Linked DNA regions of Homo sapiens: region 1 is linked to region 2. The links are chromatin contacts, found by Hi-C or POLR2A ChIA-PET in ENCODE. All regions are on one chromosome and are shown on one strand. Each heading gives the region's core, a stretch centred on a gene start or an enhancer-like site at or near the end of the contact. The rest is flanking DNA. Distances are from core to core; before and after follow the strand shown. Region 1 overlaps TANGO2 (transport and golgi organization 2 homolog). Region 2 overlaps TXNRD2 (thioredoxin reductase 2).

Region 1 (2,700 bases), core at 144-2,643, 150 kb after region 2:
CCAAGCTGCTGTGTGCAGGAAGGTGTGTGGGCCAGGACGGGGCTGCACAGGCCTGGCACTGCCCTCCAGGACAGGGTCACTCAGTGTGGGATGCTGTCAGAATGCCTCTCGGGGCGGGGACTCCAGTCAATGTACAAAGACGTGAAGACTCAGCCACAGAAGGCAGCCACAGGTAGGACAGAGGAGTGACATGGGTCCAGGTGGGCTGCAGTTCTATGGGCTTTGAGGAGGGTCGGGCGGCAGAACTGGGACAACGGCGTCAGTGAGTGAGAGCCAGCTTGGGCTGGCGGGTCACAGCTGCTGGTGAGAAGTCAAAGTGGCGGCCAGGCTAGGGGTCTGTGGGTGGGTCCTGAGCTGAGGAAAAAGAACCTGGGGAAGAGGGGACGCTGAGGACCAGCCAGAGGAGTCAGGAAATCGAGGCCAGAAGCCACCCCTGACCCTGGACTCAGGACGGCCACACCTCCATTCCCCAGGACACCCCAGCATTTATCCACACAGAGAACGAGGCAGAGATATAACCCACATCTAAAATGAAACGTGTAACCACTCTCTAATGCAACTGCTCGGGAAGTTTTCATCATTTTAAAATCTGTACCAGAAATGATTTGAACCATTTCAAGAGGGTCTCAGATTTGAGTCACTGCAAAGTTGCATAGACACCATGCTGCTTGACTTCAAGGCTGAGTGAAGTCATTTCAGGCCAAGGAATCAGGAAGGAAGGGTGTCTGGTGTTTTCCCTTTTTGCAGTTGGGTGAGTGGCAGGTCCCAGCAGCAGACAGCATGCTGCAGGGAAGGTGGAAGAAATGTTAGGAAAGAACTATTGACTGCTACAGGGACTGGAGTAGTGTTGGGCTGGCTAGTGAGTGAACAGAACTCTAAAGAATGTAGGGGCTGGCCGAGCACGGTGGCTCACGCCTGTAATCCCAGCACTTTGGGAGGCCAAGGTGGGCGGATCACAAGGTCAGGAGATCCAGACCATCCTGGATAACACATCTCTACTAAAAACACACAAAAAAATTAGCTGGGCATGGGGGTGGGCGCCTGTAGTCCCAGCCACTTGGGAGGCTGAGACAAGAGAATGGCGTGAACCTGGGAGGCAGAGCTTGCAGTGAGCCGAGATTGCGCCACTGCACTCCAGCATGGGCAACAGAGCGAGACTGCATCTCAAAAAAAAGATGAAGGTAAAATAAGGTCATGTGGGTAGGCCCTAATCAATGTGATGGGTGACTCAGATACGCACAGGGGAAGCTGGTGTGTATACAGAGATAGAAGCAGTCGTCTGCATACCGAGAAGACCCTCAAAAGGAGCCAGCCCTGCTGACGCCTTGATCTTGGATCTCCAGCATCCAATGCTGCGAGACAATAGTGTCTGTTGTTGCAGCCGCCTGGTCTGTGGTGCTTAGTTACGGCAGCCCCAGGAAACTAGCACGCTGAGGAGAGCCAGCCAGCTCTGTATGCGTTTCAGGGCTGCCTCCTGCAGGCTGCTGAAGAGACTCAACCCACCCCGAGTGCTCCCATCTCTGGAAAGGAAGCTTGATGGCTGGCCTGCGGGTGCTGGTCAGTGCCACCCAGCCCCTTGGGTGGAGAGGAGGAGGGTTGACATGGGCCCCTCTTGCTTTCACTCAGAACCCGTGTGTTGCTGCCAGGACCTGTCCTGCGGGTCCTGCCATTCCAGTTGGCCTCGGGATTTCTCTGGACTATTTTCCGAAGCCCTAAGCCAAAGACGAAATGTGCCACCTCTGGGTGACTGAGCAAATGTGCGCTGTGTTTTCCTGACTTCATGGGAGGGTGTGAGACACTTCTGGTGGCTGCTTCTGCTCTGCCTGTGGGGTGTCCAGCCAGGGGAAGGGCACGCTGCAGGCTGGGAGCACAGACACTTCTATGGAGCCCCTGACAGCACCTCTGCAGCACTTTGGGAGGCCTCGTACAGGTACCCAGCTAGGCTGGGCTGGACTCCTCACCTGTGGACTGGAGTAAAAAGTAGGGTGCTTTAGGCCACTATGTTTTTTTTTTTTATTATTATTATTATTATTTTAGAGACAGGATCTTGCTCTGTTGCCCAGGCTGGAGTACAGTGGTATGATCATAGCTTACTGCAGCCTCAAACTCGCCGGCTCAAGCGATCCTCCCACTTCAGCATGCCTAAGTAACTGGGACTACAACACCATGCCCGGCTAATTTTTTTTTTTTTGGTAGAGACAAGTTCTCACTATGTTGTCCAGGGTGGTCTCGAACTCCTGGGCCCAAGTGATCCTCCTGCCTCAGCCTCCCAAAATGCTGGGATTACATGCGTGAGCCACCATGCCCGGCCTCGGCCACTGTATTTGGTAATTTGATACCCATCACGGAAAACCAAGACCCTGCAGCAAGATAACACAATCACTTCATGATGTCACCCTATCTCTTTCAAAACTGCCTGTTTACAGCCGGGTGCGGTGGCTCACGCCTGTAATCCCAGCACTTTGGGAGGCTGAGGTGGGTGGATCACTTGAGGTCAGGAGTTCGAGACCAGCCTGGCCAACATGGTGAAACCCCATCTCTACTAAAAATACAAAAATTAGCCTGGCATGGTGGCGCACACCTGTAATCCCAGCTATTAGGGAGGCTAAGGCAGGAGAATTGCTTGAGCCTGGGAGGCAGAGGTTACAGGGAACTGAGATAGCGCCACTGCACTCCAGCCTGGATGACAGAGTGAGACTC
Region 2 (2,700 bases), core at 60-2,559:
AGGTGTTAGACTATCAAAGAGGGGCCTCCGATCCGTGTCACCTGCTCAGGGATGGCCACTCCACCCTGAGAGCATGGAGGCATGTGGATGCCAGGGTCACTGCTGGGCCCATCCCCACCGGGAAGAGCATAGCCACAAACTTGGTTTCACGCAGCTGCAGCAAGGCGCATCCCTGAGAGCAGTCCTGATGGGCCCACCGCAGCCCCCTCGCCCGGGCAGCATCCACACCCACCGCGGCCCCTAAGCCCCAGCTGCACCCACACCAGCACAGAGGGCATCCAGGAGGAGCCGCCCCTTCCCTCTCACCAGGCTTAGGATGCTCCCACCCATCCCCAGCTTGGTTCTTGCTTTCTGCCCTTTCCTGCTGCCTGGCACTCAACAGAGGGACAATCCGCAGGGACTTGTGTAGCTGAGTCTGCGGTGTACGGGAGCCATCAGCCGAGCACAGCTGAGCAAAGACAGTTGCCTGCCGTGTACATGCCAGCAAACAGTGCCTGGGTGGAGAGAGGAGCCCAGGGCTGCAGCCCACCCTGGCAACAGCTCCCCTCCTGGGCACCGCCAGCCCCCATCATCATCTCCTGGGCACCCCAGTCTCTCTGGCTGTGGTCCAGGCACACGTGCCACGTGGGGGAGACTATACAGGGGCAGGCTGTGGGGGTGGCCTCTGTGTGGTGCCAAGAGGAAGCCGGGAAGCCAAGCTCCCATGCTCCATGCATGTTGTGTTTCAGGCTCTGATGCTGGTTTACACACAGGTGGACATCTCTGAGTTATCTAAGATAAAGCCCAAAGAGGAAATAGCTTCAGTGGCTGGGGTAAGATCCAGACGGATTCCTTCCCTGGGTCTCGTCTCACCTGCCATATCACAAGGCCCCAGGCAGACCTGTGGCCACCCTCCCTGGCACTCAGGCACAACAGCTGCCTGGCTGTGGGACCCCCAGGTTTAGCGAGTCCCCTCCTGTGTCTGCTGGCTCTTCTGGCCATGGGCAGGACTCCTGTGGTGCAGGGAGGGATACGCCAGAGCCTTCAGCATCTCACCCTCAAGAGAGGGACAGAGAACCATCCAGAGGGGCTGGGGACGCCAAAGGGGCACATGAAGATCTCAACTTCCAGTTTTTCAGGGCTGCAGTCCAGAGGCAGTCTGTCCCTTCTTTAAAACCAAATCTAAACTTAACTGCACTTAGAAGCCCCTGCACTGGGAGGCGTTTGCTCAGGATGCCCCAGCCTGGCCCTGCTCCCCTAGACAGCCAGGGATTCAGGCCACAACTGGTTAACTCAGCGGGCGAATTCGAGCCCGCAGCAGTGCTGGCTGACTGTCTTCACTCAGCGCTGTAATCGGCACATCTGCAGACAGGAAATCCTCCTCACTGAAGTTCCCAGTCTATTATCTGAGACACCTGGTGTGGGCGGGTGATTCAGAGACAAACAATGAGCGGGGGCCCCCTGCACAGCAATTAACTGCTTTAACTGCTAATATGTTTAATCCACCACGTGGAGATCAAGGCTGCGTCGAGGAAGGGGCTCTGGTCCTCCTCTGCTTCCAGACTGCAGGGCCCACTTCGCAATGCCAATGTCCATGGTCCTCGCCAGCTGCGGCCAGGCGCCAGGCACACGGGCAACGGGCAGGGCCAGCACTCGGCCCCACACGGGAGCTCTGTGCAGCACCTGGGCCCCTTCTGTGTGTGTGTGCACCGGGCACGGAGGCATCCCCCCTTCCTGTCGGAGCCCAGCTTGTGCGGACGTAGTGCACACCCGGTACAGGAAGCAGAGTCGGAGATGTTGGCATTGCCAGCTGTGCCGCCCCTAGGGCGCTTTATTTTAACCTCCCAGAGTGGATCATCCTTTATTGCAAGTAGAAATAAAGCTTGGTTAAAGGCTTATCGTACAAACCAGCAGAAAACGCTCGCAGTTGCTGACCTGGGAAGTGGCTCCTGAATGTTTACAAAACCTGGCTCTGAGCAGCAGCGAAGTCAGCACATGCCCGAGCGGCCCCCAGCAGGCGCGCAGAAGCCGCGCCGCCCTCGGGAAGCAGGGTCAGAGGCCAAGGACTGTGAAAAGCTTCCACCCCCAGCATCAATCATGCCAGGCAGACTGTCTGGGGGATGCTCATTTTGAAAGTACAAAAAAATAAAACAGACTCCTAGCAAGGGAGGATGGGCGTGCAGGCCACGGCAGCTCTGCTGAGTAGGGAGGGGCCTCGCTTGTTGCCTGCCAGGCTGACGCCCCGGCTTTCCGGGGACACAGCCCCCGGCCCATTGGTCTGCTACATCCCTATGGGCTTGGTCGAGGGCTGCCCCTCGGTTCAATGGCAACAGCTCCCTTATGCTGTGGGTGAACGGAGGTGTCAGCAGACAGAGGAGGAGGGCTAGGGCGCGGTGGGAGGGAGAAACTCGCCACCTCCCCTTTAGAGTGGAGTTTATTTGGGAATGACAGTAGGAGGATAAATTTTGAAAGAAAAATAAAGTGGAGTTTAGGATGAGAACCATCAGTACACTCCAGAGTCCAAAATGTTACCTAATCCTTCGTAGTGTTTATCATAATAAACTTACTTAAAATCTACTTTTACAACGTGGCTGAGAACATTGCTCTTGCTGACTGATCACCTCCGGGCCAAGAGCCCTGCGTGCGCTCAGGCATCTCAGGTCCTCCCCGGTCATCACCTCTGCGCTTGTGTCCACTGCACAAAAGTGAAGCCTCAGCCGC

Evidence for each region. Hi-C counts contacts between places; a loop is a spot of excess contacts on that map. ChIA-PET counts read pairs that join two places held with the same protein, here RNA polymerase II (POLR2A). Pooled maps may share reads with other maps.
Region 1: a pooled map shows a loop between it and region 2 (2.7-fold over the local background). The contact joins two enhancer-like sites. A Hi-C loop is called at or near these places in 5 of 50 pooled maps. POLR2A ChIA-PET finds 5 or more read pairs at or near these places in 2 of 52 experiments (CD4-positive, alpha-beta T cell and activated T-cell).

The regions. Positions count from the first base shown.
Region 1 is chr22:20,036,923-20,039,622 of GRCh38, forward strand. The region is part of intron 2 of TANGO2 (transport and golgi organization 2 homolog); the gene reads left to right. Among named protein-coding and RNA genes, the nearest start is that of MIR185, 5.1 kb to the left of the region's middle. RefSeq lists a silencer at 1,624-1,785. Within about 2 kb of position 1,394, at least 2 of the 41 ENCODE cell types and tissues checked have a DNase peak (open chromatin) inside an H3K27ac peak, as active enhancers do.
Region 2 is chr22:19,890,367-19,893,066 of GRCh38, forward strand. The region is part of intron 11 of TXNRD2 (thioredoxin reductase 2); the gene reads right to left. Among named protein-coding and RNA genes, the nearest start is that of RTL10, 37 kb to the left of the region's middle. RefSeq lists enhancers at 190-698, 699-1,207, 1,208-1,715, 1,716-2,224 and silencers at 1,949-2,358, 2,525-2,700. Within about 2 kb of position 1,310, at least 13 of the 41 ENCODE cell types and tissues checked have a DNase peak (open chromatin) inside an H3K27ac peak, as active enhancers do.